Linked DNA regions of Homo sapiens: region 1 is linked to region 2. A link is a loop called in an ENCODE intact Hi-C map of the cell type or tissue named here. Cell type or tissue: natural killer cell. All regions are shown on one strand. Links, peaks and the distances in the headings refer to the core of each region. The heading gives the core; the rest is flanking DNA.

The links. Hi-C counts contacts between places; a loop is a spot of excess contacts. Peaks named below come from ENCODE experiments on the same cell type or tissue, not always from the same donor. Only the 100,000 strongest peaks of a DNase experiment are listed, where the experiment ranks them.
Region 1: a loop joins it to region 2, with 13 times the contacts of the local background. A loop is called at or near these places in 1 of 110 quality-filtered maps.

What each region holds. Positions count from the first base shown.
Region 1 is chr12:68,315,148-68,321,442 of GRCh38, reverse strand. It overlaps MDM1 (Mdm1 nuclear protein), which reads left to right. Exons shown (of 15, transcript NM_001354969.2): 7 at 1-96; 8 at 4,833-4,862; 9 at 5,190-5,365; 10 at 6,178-6,295. Among named protein-coding and RNA genes, the nearest start is that of MDM1, 14 kb to the left of the region's middle. In natural killer cell, for the core only: CTCF peaks have their summits at 3,954 and 4,155 (motif pointing right); a DNase peak (open chromatin) is centred at 4,212.
Region 2 is chr12:67,997,745-68,004,275 of GRCh38, reverse strand. The region is part of intron 2 of IFNG-AS1 (IFNG regulatory antisense RNA 1); the gene reads right to left. It also overlaps the pseudogene RPL39P28. Among named protein-coding and RNA genes, the nearest start is that of IFNG-AS1, 12 kb to the right of the region's middle. In natural killer cell, for the core only: no CTCF peak of the experiment used is centred there; a DNase peak (open chromatin) is centred at 2,575.

The sequences.
Region 1 (6,295 bases), core at 2,296-6,295, 320 kb before region 2:
GTGAATTCCGAATATAGAGCAAAATTTCTGAGCCCAGCTCAGTATTTATATAAAGCTGGGGCTTGGACACATGTAAAGGGAAACATGCCAAATCAGGTGAGTGTACATGACCTCAATAAGCCTACATGTTCTTTCAGCCTCTGTTAACACTTTAATTTCACAACGAGTTCCTTTTGGTAATAGAGACCACAATTTAAAGAAGTATGATATAATAATAGCACTAATAGTATCAGGAACTTATGTATTAGAATGTAAATTATCATTTTTTTTAATGCCACTGGCTCTTCAGAAATTAATATTTATTGAGGTCTTTTAAGTTTAATGCTTTTTACCATCAAACATTTGATTGTGTTAATAGTCAATTTATAGAATTGTATCATTATAGATTCGATTATTTCATAACCTCCAGACCTCCACTGTCTCAACTGAAGATTAATTTTCAAGATGAAATAATTTATCTGATAGTGATGCCCATTGTCAATGTGTACTATTACAGTTTGTAGGCAAAAGAAAGGTGAAGTTTGTGTTGTTAGAGGTGTGAGCTACAGTTTTGGGGTACTCTGACTTGGGAGAAACTCTGGGGATCTGAAGATAGGTTTGAAGGGAAGGGTAATTCTAGAGTTGAGAATTGCTACTTTAGTACTAGCTTCTTATACTCAAAGGATAGAGAATGGAACCTTTTTGTTATTGTATTAATTAGCATCTTTCAAATCATATCTTGACTTTTTTTTGCCTTTTCTGTGAGAACAAGCTAAATTAAAATGTTTCTGTTTAGACATAAGTAAACATCCCACTTCCCCCTGTCATTGTAAACAGAAGGATAATTTGGATGGGGAATGAGTCTTTTATTTAGCTCATTACTTAAAACCATGGCCCACAATTATATATAATCAGCCTCTGGGGGAAGGGGCTGGTGCTCGGGTGCGCTGAGCTGCTGGTTCTTTGAGCTGCAGCTCCCAGACATATGTCCTGGCGACTGCCATGCTGTCTGCATATTGTTTCAGGAGGTCACTTGATTCCTTCCACCGTGGCCACTCTTTTGCTTTCTTTCTACTTCTCTATTTGAGCACGGCCTGAAGACAGCACAGGCAAAGTAAAAGACAAAGCTCAAAGCTGTCCCGGATATTATCTGGGGCAATGTTCATATATTCACCTTAGTGAAATCAAGTTAAAACTAGGAGCATCGAAAGCACCCGTGATGGAAGAAAGGCAGTGAGTCAGCTAAACTCTTGAGCAGTTTATGACCATCCCAAGTCTTGGCAAAGATCTCCCTGACTGAGGAGTCTGATAGTGGGAGTGAGGAAAAGCAGGACAGAGGCAGAACAGTATGTGTGGCTGGTAAATTGATGTCAGCCGCTGGCCTGTTGTGTTTAGGCGTGACACTAGGTTGAGGTTATGAGAAACTCTTTGTTTTGAAGACTGTGTTTTCTCTGAGATTTCTACGCTTGATCTCAGCCAAAAGGCCGAGCAGCGATTTCTTTAAACTAAGATGAGTTTAGGCATCAGAACTAAACATCTAATTGAGAAGATTGTTAAAACTGAAGTCATAGTAAGATGAGATTCCTTATCCTGCCTTGATGGAAGAGAACATTGTTGTTGTCAATTTAAGATAGACTTTTCAAGGTTTCCTATTATGATATCTTGGTAATGCAGCTTTTTTTGCTTATTAAATACTATAATGGTGGTTGTAAATATTTAAATTAGTGGTATAGTTTGCCTTAATTTCTTTGAGAAAAATAATTCAAAAAGTAAATTGAAGTTGGAAAAGAATAAGAATTTTTAGCTAAGAAGTCAGTGATCATTGATGATAACAGTTTTAGTTGACCAGGTTATAGACATTTAATATGAGCCATGTTTTACTTATATCTCTTGGAAGTCATTTACTATAGGCATCTGATTATGAGGTTCCTAAATATAAGGTACAGTACTCCTTCATTTTCCCACTCCTAACATTTCAGGAAGGAGTGTATTCACACTCCTCACATGCACTCAGACATAAGTGACTTTGTTGTTGGAATATTAACTCACTTTTTGAGTCACATTAGTTTTCGAGTCCATATATCATCTTTATTTCTTTCTATGTTTGAGATATACTTTTTGAATCTGTTTATAGTCTAGTCACTGGAAATTCTATGCCAAGTCCCAGTTACCTCTCATAGAGCATTAGGGTGGTTGGTTTTATTTGCCCAGTGGTTGTGTATTTGTCATCTCCATTATAATAACCACTTGACTATTGCTTTTTAAAATGCTCACTTAAGGGATTGTTTCTTAATAGTCAGCAATTAGAACTTTTTAGGTTCTATCCTCAGAATAACTACTTAATCTATGTTAAACTTCTTTTTTTCTTAATTGTTAGGTAATCTTTTCATCATCGATTGGTTGAGGTGATTTTATTCCAATGTGTCTTCCACAAATAGGACTGTGTTTCAAGATAAAGTCCTGCATTTGAGAGATGTCCTGTAATTTGACAGACATTGTAAAGACTAGGTATAAAGTGACCCCTCATTTTGGGGGGATGGTTTTTGGGTAAAAGGAGTTTTTATCCCCAGTTTCTTGAGTTTGAATTTTCTGCATATGTTTTAAATAATTTAGTTGAACTCTTAATTTGGACAAAGAAATTCAGAAAAGGAAACATTCTACTTATAATTGTATCATAATATATAATATGATAACATTACTTGGCCCAGAAAGGTGTGTGTATGTTGTTGAGTTGGGAATGGTTTATTTCTATCCTTTTTGGTGGCTCTGGCAGTTGGCTATAGGGATTGTTCTATTTAACATTGAGTTCATGCTATTGATTTTTTTCCTCCTCTTTTTAGTAGAACATACTACTTTGGAAAATGTCAGCCTTTTAATTTTTCATCTTAGTTTAGGGCTAAAGATATTTAAAATCATATTTGTAAAATATAATATTAGCACTGAGATTAATAAAGATTGTTGATATAGTAAATTTAAAGCACTTAGTTTTAAATGTCAGTAACAAATAGAACTGAATAAATCAAAGTCTTCAGAATTTTTATGAAGTATACTCTCCCCCTCCTTTCTAAATAAAATTGACGTCAAATAAAACTGGATGACTGTGTACATGGAGGGTATTCATCCATCCTTTCATTCATCATGCATGGATAGATGCAGCTGCCTCTGCTGTCCCTTCCACCCCCACTGCCCCGTCAATCTACCCAACACAGTGCAGGACTGATTGGTCCCCCTTTTGAACTACTCCTTCAACTTACATTTCATTTCATTTGTTTATTATGGCATAGACCCCCATCAATATTATGACAATTTATGTACAGGTTGGCTCACTGAGTGCAGGGAGTTTCTTGCTTATCTTTGGCTGCCATGTTTAGCTCAGGCATACCACTTAGTCTGCACTCAGGACAGGTTGTGGGCTCAGTGCTTAAGTGCTGCGTTTTCCCTCACCTCAAGAAGTTCATAGGTTGATGGAGGAGGAGGGCATGTGCAATTAATTCCAGTAAAATTGAATATGTATTAATGGGGATGTGCCCAAAGAACTCTGAGAACACAGAGGAGGAAGTGATGCTGAGGCATGTAGGTGATGGAGTGGCCCTGAAACATTTGAAGCATGGGGGCACTTACTGGCAATAAAATCTGGAGTATATCGAGGCACTTTATAACAAGGTTCCTGTGCATTCAGAATACCCTGGTTAGAAGTTCAGTAGAGTTAATTCATGTACCTCACTTCTACCTGTTAAATGCAAAAACCACTGCTAGAAATTTTCTTTAAAGGTATAGGAGTTGATAGAAATGATAAATGAACATAGCTTTTTTTTTGGCAGTGAAGAAAATATTTCAAATTATCCTTTAGGAACTTTTTTCAGGTATGGTTCATTAGAGTAGGACTCTGTTGGGATTATATGGTTTCTTATGCCATATAGGTGCTGTCTTTTGCTTTGGCCAATTCCCTAGAGATGTAACACTTTCATCTTTGCATTCAAAATCGTACCTTGTTAAGGAGCTATGTTTCTACAATTGCTTTTACATTGCTGTTTCATTATTTGCTTTTTTTTTTGCCCTGAAAGAAAAGCAATTCTAGAATAAAGATTTTCTGTCTTGATGATTTAAAAAATTAGTGTTTTTTGAGATTAAATAAAGATACTGAACAGAATTTTAAGGGTAAAACTTGAACTTAATTTTTTTTACATTGTGGAATTGTACTTGGAGAAGCCAGCAGGTGGCAGTATGATGTATAAAGTGAAAGGTTTCAAATGGGTATGAAGGCTGCTTTTTTCATCAGAAAATGTTACTTGCATATTAAATAATTCATATCACTTTATTATTCAGCAGAACTTTTTTATCCTGTCCCTTTGTTGAACACATTGCAATTATGATTTTATGGGCTATTATTTTAAATTATATATTTAGTACTTTTTTAAAAAAAAAAAAGTTGAGATTTTGCTGATTCCAAGGGAATATTGAGGAATTTGGAGAGGGAAGCCTCATAACCTCATTCATCTCCCAGTGAGGGCTTCTGTAGCAGTAGTAGCTGTATACAAAGCCATGAAATAAAGCTGGGTTAGGGATTTTTGGCGTGTAAGTACTCTTCCAGAGGTAGGGAAATAGGAATAATAGTTAGATTGCCTAATTTATCTGTCATCAGCAGCATCCTAGCCATGCAAGAATGTGGCTGGTTTTCAAGATAATAATAAGGTATCTTGGTTACTGAACTAATTACTAAAAATCCCAAGAAATATTGATTGACAAGTTTGGTAGATATTTAGAAGGGAGAATAATGTGTTTCATTGATTCCCATTAATATTCAATTATGGCATTAACCTATCATTAAGTGTGTTTCTGTATTCCTTCTCTAGGGTTCTCTAAATGCCATGTGGTATGCTGAGGTTGGTTGCTTTTGAGTTTTTAAAAACTATAATCATAGATTACTTGTGTAATTTCAGTTGGAATAAAAAGTAGGTGTCAATATTTTTCTTAGCTGCTATGAATTTCTCCCTGCCTGCTGGTCTGAAATAAAATAACTGCATCATGCTTTAGCTTGATTGTTTTAGTTTTTGCTTAAATGCACAGTCTGATGACTGTATGTGGCTAATTTTGCCTTCCTTTGTCTTTGGTCCCTGGCTGTATTTGTGCAATGTCTTTGATATGCTACTTGGTGCTGTTTGTAAAGAAGCATTTACAATAGTATATGATGTCTGAACTCTCCTGAATAGGTTAAAGAACTCCGAGAAAAGGCTGAGTTTTATAGGAAGCGAGTTCAGGGGACGCATTTTTCTCGGGACCATCTGAATCAGATTTTATCTGATAGCAACTGCTGTTGGGATGTCTCCTCAACCACAAGCTCAGAAGGAACCGTTAGTAGCAACATCAGAGCATTAGATCTTGCTGGGTGAGATATTCTTTGTGGATGGCAAAAAAAGTTTGTTGAAGCTTATGTAGATCATAGAATGATATAGGAAAATGACCTGACTACTCAAAATGTGTCTCCTAGTCGAATGGAATTGTGGCAGCCATTTATTTCATTTTTATTCTCAGTGAAAAATAAAGCAATGTAGATTGCTTTATTTATGTATAAATAACACATAATGTAAATCTGGAAGGCTAGATTTTTATAATATTTTTTGTTGGCAGTTAATAGCGGAGTAGGGATGATTACATGGTAGATGTAAAAAGACCTTTAGAAGGTAAAAAGAAAGTCAACAACAATAAAAAAGTAGAGACTGCAAGCTATTAATACATAGCTATTATTCATTAATAGATTTTGTGGCTAATTCAGAACTTGGCTGCTGATTTTATGGAAGAGCGCTCTGCTGTTCTGGGTTAAAATGAACATGATTTAATTATCTGTAAGTGAAAGTAATTGAAGAACTTAGACCATGGGGTCCTAGTTTATGTGTGTAAATGCCAGTTTAGGGCTAGGTATGACTTGTGTCAGCAGATGTACACAAGCATATGTGAAGGTAGGAGTAAAAGAAGATAAATACATTTTGGAATATTTTAATAGAAACTCCAGATTATGACTTTCATTTATTTTGCTATAAAACGAATTAGATTTCCTTCTTCAATACCTGAGCAAGGCAATATCTATGGAAAACATGTAGTTGTGAACAGTAGAAGGAAATGATGGACTCACTAAAATTGGTGTTGATTAGAAAAGTGCAAACTATTCACATTTAAAATAAAATTGATTTTGTTACGCAGAGATCCTACAAGCCATAAGACTTTGCAGAAATGTCCTTCTACAGAACCAGAAGAAAAAGGAAATATCGTGGAAGAACAGCCCCAGAAAAATACCACGGAGAAATTGGGTGTGTCAGCT
Region 2 (6,531 bases), core at 982-4,981:
CAAGAGACTTTAGTACTGAATATTGACAAGTATAAAAGAGTGCTGTCCATGCATTGGTACCCAGTGAGGTAGATGTTTATGAGGAAGAGTAGATCTATGACAGAAAACAGAGAAGCTGCATTTTCTTCAAATATTTGAAGTAGTATTTGAAGTTTTTATCCCTACTACCCCAGGTGCATACCCAAGCCCACTCAGGTGTGAGGGGGCATGGCTTCAACTGCAATCCAGATCCCTAGGGCAGGGCTTTATCCAGTATACCCAAGTGTCCTGTTTTTGAATGTCAGCAAAGCTTACAAACTGTTGCCACATACAAACCAACATAGCCTCGGATAGTGGCCAAATTAATACGGATTCTTTTTTTTTTTTTTTTGGAGACGGAGTCTCACTCTCACCCAGGCTGGAGTGCAGTGGGGCGATCTCGGTTCACTGCAAGCTCCGCCTCCCAGGTTCACGTCATTCTCCTGCCTCAGCCTCCCGGGTAGCTAGGACTACAGACACCCGCTACCATGCCCGGCTAATTTTTTTAGTAGAGACGGGGTTTTGCCGTGTTAGCCAAGATGGTCTCGATCTCCTGACCTCGTGATCCACCCGCCTTGGCCTCCCAAAGTGCTGGGATTACAGGCGTGAGCCACCACGCCCGGCCTAATACGGATTCTGTAAGCTTTAGCGCAAGGGAGGCATTGAAGCTTGGGAAAGGAGGAAATCCATCTGACCTGAGTTCAGGAAGGGAAGGTGATGAGGGACCCTTGAGGGACACATGGGAGATGAGAAGATGTGCTCTTTCTCAGTGTCACTTCTAGTGTGGACTCATGGAGGTTAATCAGGTGCTCAATGCAAAAAAAAAAAAAAAGGGGGGAATATGATTAGCTTCTATGAACTATGAACTCAGGTTGAGTAGGTTCTAGGTAGGCTTTTCCTCTGGGACTCACTCAACTCCATTTGTGTTCCCAAAGGTATCACAACAATAAGAACAGCCTGGATAGGAAGATTCAAAAGATGGTTTTCATATACCCGTTAAACACAACTGGGGCTCCACCTCACCCATTTCTAAAGAGGAAAATGAAATCTGACAATAAAAGACTGATTAAAAAGCTAGAGGTGAGGAAGTAGAAATGAAATAATGAGATATTTTAGTCAGAAATGGACTCTAGCAATTTTAAGATAACAGAACATTTATGTAATGCAATTATATCTAGTACTATTATTAAAAAGTAAAAGAAACATTGCAATTATCTCAAGTATTTTAGAAGTGTAAAGCAACATACTAAATAACACACGCTCTTAGTCCTTATATCTAGAATAAATATAGAGTATTTTGACTAAATTGTCAAGATGATTATCTCAGTTCTCCAGTTTACTTTTACCTACTTAGAGAGACTTGAACGCAGCACATGACAGCATGTGGCTCACTGATACTTTCTGCTGCACAAATGCAGCATCAGTCCTGATTATCCTCAAACCCAGGAAGGCTCCTTTGGATATAGTAATATCATGTTAATTCCAAAAAAGATGCAGTTTCCCTCAAAAGTCCTCATCTATGAAATGAGCTCCAGAGACTTTTAAGCAAGGGAGCAGGCGGGAAATGATATCCTTGTAATGGGTAAGGTGCCATCTCATGCAGAGAATAGAGATAGACCAGTTGGGTCTATGTCTAAGATTAAAATCTCCTGCCCATCCAAGTTGCTTCTACTTTGGAAAACTGTTGGCAGAATTAAAATAATTTTTAAATCATTAAAATAAGTAATCCACCCCCTTTTCCATGTATGCACCCTATCAAAGATTTTTAAAAGGGTAAGGGGCTTACGTGGGGAAGAACATAGAAATGTAAAAGGTGGGAGTTGAGGGGAGGGTGGTGAGAGGAATAGGAGAAATTTAAATTATCTGACTCTGAGAGCCAAATACTATTTATGGGGAGAGTCCATTGACACAACATCAACAGAATGTGCAGTTTGATTTCGAGTTCTCCAGGGCAGTGCTGGGTGTGTGCTATGCACGTGTGTGCTCTCTCGCCACTCCCCCCATGACCTACCATGTGCATTTGCCGGTTTAGGAGGAGGGCTTGGCCCTGTTTTAGAGAGAGGTTCACTGACTCACGCACAATTTGAACTCAAGACCTTGGTCTCATTGATTCTAGACCAGCTCACCCCTGTTTTGCTAGATAAAGATTGCATTAACCAGGTAATATTTTTCTCAAACATTACCGGGAGAGGAAACATCAAATTTAACACTGCCAACTTATTTCAATGTTTAACCTAAATCAATAATATAATTAACACATGTAAATAAATTACATTTTTGAGAACATGGTTGAGGATTTTTAAAAGATAGCTTTTCCATCCTAACCTTTTCCTATCCTCATTTGCAGGTAGCTTATTTGTCTGTGGCCCTCAGTGCATGCTGTGAACTGCTTTCCCTCCTGGTATGTTTCAGTAGCAGAATATTAAACCTTTGTTTTTAGGTCTGTGTTCTGGTTCAGGTTAGGGTTTGAGTTCATTTTTTGAAATAGCCACCTAGAGATTTCAAACCATGAAATCAGAGAATCTCACGAGCAAGTGGACATTGTTTGCCCTACTTCTTAATGTCTTATGCCCTCTGGTGGTAAAATCAGGTGACCTCCTATATTTTTCTTTGAATTCTCCAAAGCAAAATATTTCATTAAAATAAAACAAGACGGGTCTCTCCCTTTCTCTGCCATTGTGGTGTATGCGGTTGACTCCATTCCTCACTATGTCTGCTCGCAAGGTTTTCAGTATCAAGCGATTTCTGGCCAAGAAACAAAAGCAAAATCATCCCATTCCCTAGTGGAATCAGATGAAAACTGGTAATAAGAGCACCTACGACTCCAAGAGGAGACATTGGAGAAGACTCAGCTGGGTCTGTAAGGACTTGCACATGAGATGGCACTCAGATTCATGCTGTACTGGGGTCACTGGCATCTTACCATATCAACTTGGAAACGTTGCCACTATCTGTACTGTGGGACATGTTTTAATGAAAAAATGTTTTATCTTTGTTTCTGTGCCCTGCACTAGGTTGGTTCAGTAACAAGTATGTGAGGACTTTTGTTTGAAAAAAAAGTTAAGACAGCATTCATCATGATTAGCAAGTTATTGAAAATGTATATATACACACACATATGTATACATTATATGTGTGTTTGTATGTATGTGCAAGTATATATGTGTGTGTATGTGTGTGCTCTGGTTTGACACTAGGAGTGTGAGGTAACTATTGAGTAGTGATGAGTCTTGTGGTCTATAAAATAGGCCTATCCTTTATAGAGTAAGGATGCCAGGCCTTTATACCTAGGCTTTTTGAATAGAAATGAAGTTCTCTAAATCTGTTGCCTAGAAAAACATATATCTGTACATAAAATTCGACTCTAAGATGCTCAAATTCACTGAGGTAAAATTATAACTAGGATTAATTTATAAAAAAATTACTTCATTACCCAGGTCATATCCTCTGAAAATATGAACAATAGCAGAAAAAAATAAAACAATGGGTCAGAGCAAAGGAACATATTGATCTGGGGGAGAATTTATGGAATAAATATGTTTTTCCATGTGTATTTTTTAAGAAAGTATTTAACTTTTTTTTTTAAGAGACAAGGCCTTGTTCCGTGGCCTAGTCTGGAGTGCGTTAGTGCAATCACAGCTCACTGCAGTCTGAAACTCCTGGGCTCAAGCAATCCACCCATCTCAGCCTTCTCAAATCTGGGACTTACAGGTGTGCACCACGATGCCTGGTTAGTTTTTTATTTTTATTTCTATAGAGATAGGGTCTCACTATGTTGTCCAGGCTGGTCTTGAACTCCTGGCCTCAAGCTATTCTCCATCCTCTGACCTTAGCCTCCCAAAATGCTGAGATTACAGGCATGAGTCACTGCATGTGGCCAACATTTTTATTTTGAGAAGAAAATATATTTTGAGAGGGTGTTAAGTCATCTCTTTTAAAATGAAGTTTTGTAATCATAGGTAGAAATGTTTTTAAATACCTTTTCTTTCTTTTTAATATTTTTATTACCTTTTTATTTTGAAATAATTTCAGACTAAAAAAAGTTGCCAGTACACAGAACTCCCATATACCTTTTACCAAACTTCTCCCAGTGTTAATATTTTACTTTACCACAGTATAATTTTCAAAATCAAGAAACTAACATTGATATTATGCTATTAACTAACCCCAGACCTTATTCAACATTTGCCAATTATCACATTAATGCCTATTTTATAGCCAAGATCCAGATTATGATTAAGGTAATAATGATTAAATTCAGCTTATACATATTTAGTAAGACTACCACAGAAGCGATATTGTGGGCTTCTCAGTACATATATCATGGGTCCTTTTTGTTGAATACTTCTTATTATTGGTGATGTTAGCCTTCAACACTTGGTTAAGGTAGTGTCTGCCAGACTGCTCCACTGTAAAGGAACTGTTTTTACTTTTGTATTTAATAAGGACTTCGTAGAGAGAGACTTTAGGACTATGTAAATATCCTGTTTCTTATATATTGCCCCACTCATCGCCAACTAGTGATTTTTTTTACTTTAATAATTTATTTGACACTCGTTAATTATAATTCTACTGTAAAGAAGAGCTTTCCCTTCTCTCCCATTTGCTAGTTATTTCATTATTGAAGTATATCAGTATGCAGTCATGAATACTTATTTTATTCTATATGCTATACTCCATTATTACCATAATTTACTTTGTTCTTCAAATTGGCTCACAATTGACCACTGGGGGCCCCTTCAAGTTGGCTTCTGTGTCCTTTCAACATGTGTCCACCATTTTGTTCTTACTGCTTCTTTTCTTTCTGGCACAAGATGTTCCAGGATAATCTTACACAGTACTTTCCCTGCCCCAGCCATGAGCTCAGTCATTTCTCAAGGATCCTTGGTTTCTTTTATTAAATAATGTCATCTAGAAAGCAAGATCTAGGTGCTCTTTGTGTTCATTGCTACTGGTGTCATTACTTTTAGGCCCTCTCATCAGACAAAGCTAGATAAAAATCTGTTTATAATAAACATGTGTACATACACATAATCTAAGTCTCTATCTCTGTATCATCTATTATCTATCTATCATTTATCTATCACCACGAGTTCATACATTTGATTCCTATTTATATCTATCTATCTATCTTATCTATTATCTATTATCTATCATCTATCTATCACCATCAGTTCATACCAATACATTTGATTTCAGTCCAGTATTACAGTGTTAATTCTAGCCTTCCTCCTTTCCTTACTAGTAACTCATTTCTCTAAAAGTAAGAAATCTCCCTCTTGTTATCCAAATATTATTTACTTATTTGCACAATCCTAAAATAAACATTAACTGGGTTTATAATTACTAACCAATGCCTCTTTGGGGCTGGGGAGCTTGCAAACTAATGTAAAATGTTTGTGTACATTCCTGTTGGTCTTTGGTCTTAGAGTATATAATATGTACATTGTATTAATAATACATGTATATAATAATACATTGGATTTCAAAGTTGTCTTCAGTTCATTCTTTTCTTCCTCATCCCCTTCAGTGTGGTTTGTAATTGAGTTAGGCTCATTTGTTATTGTTTGTATTGAATTTTGGGTTCTCCCTTCACCCTGCTTGATTTTAGTCATTTATTTATATTTTTGGTAATGAAACATTACCATGGTTTCTAAAAGTCAGAACTGTAGAAAGAGTTATACTCAGAGAAGTGTTCCTTTCCCACCCCCATCATCCCCTGCACCCCAACTCCTTCCTGTTATCCCTGTATATAAGCAATCTTAGTTCCTGGGTTAACCTTTTTGTGGTTTTCTTTCTTTTTCTTTTTCTTTTTTTTTTGGTCTCTCTTTCATAGAAGTTGACACATAATAGATATTCTTTTGCACTTTGTCTTTTTTCTTTTTCACTTAAGAAAAACCTATTTGGATTGTGTTCTGAAAAACAATCCAAATAGGTTCACAGGAATCCTTTTCTATTTTATTTTCTCTTAGAGCCTGTAGAGGTACACAATTTGTTTAACTACTCTCTTGTGTTCAGATATTTACATTGTTTCCAATATTTTGCAATAACAACAATGTCACAATTAATAACCCTGTGCAAATATATTTTTGCCTTATCGGAGGTGTATCTTCTGGGTAAATTCCTAGAAGTGGAATTGCTGAATTAAAAAATAAGTGTATGTGTAGTTTCTTAGGCATTACCAAATTTCCCTCTATAAAGCTTGTACCACTTGACATTGTCACCAGCAATGTGTGAGGGTATCTCTTTCCCTACAGATGACTGCCATATTTTTAATTTTTTTGCCAATCTGATAAGTGAAAAATAATATTCCTATAAAGTTTTAATTTGTATTTCACTAGTTATGAATGATATTAAACATTTTTTGCTATCTTACAAGGTTTTTTATATATCTTTTTGTGAATTATCTACTCTTGTTTCTTTATCTAGTTCAATATTTTTTTAAAATCCCTTCTCTTTCAATTTTAGGAGTTTTTAATATATTAGCAGAATATATACTTTATTATAGAAAGA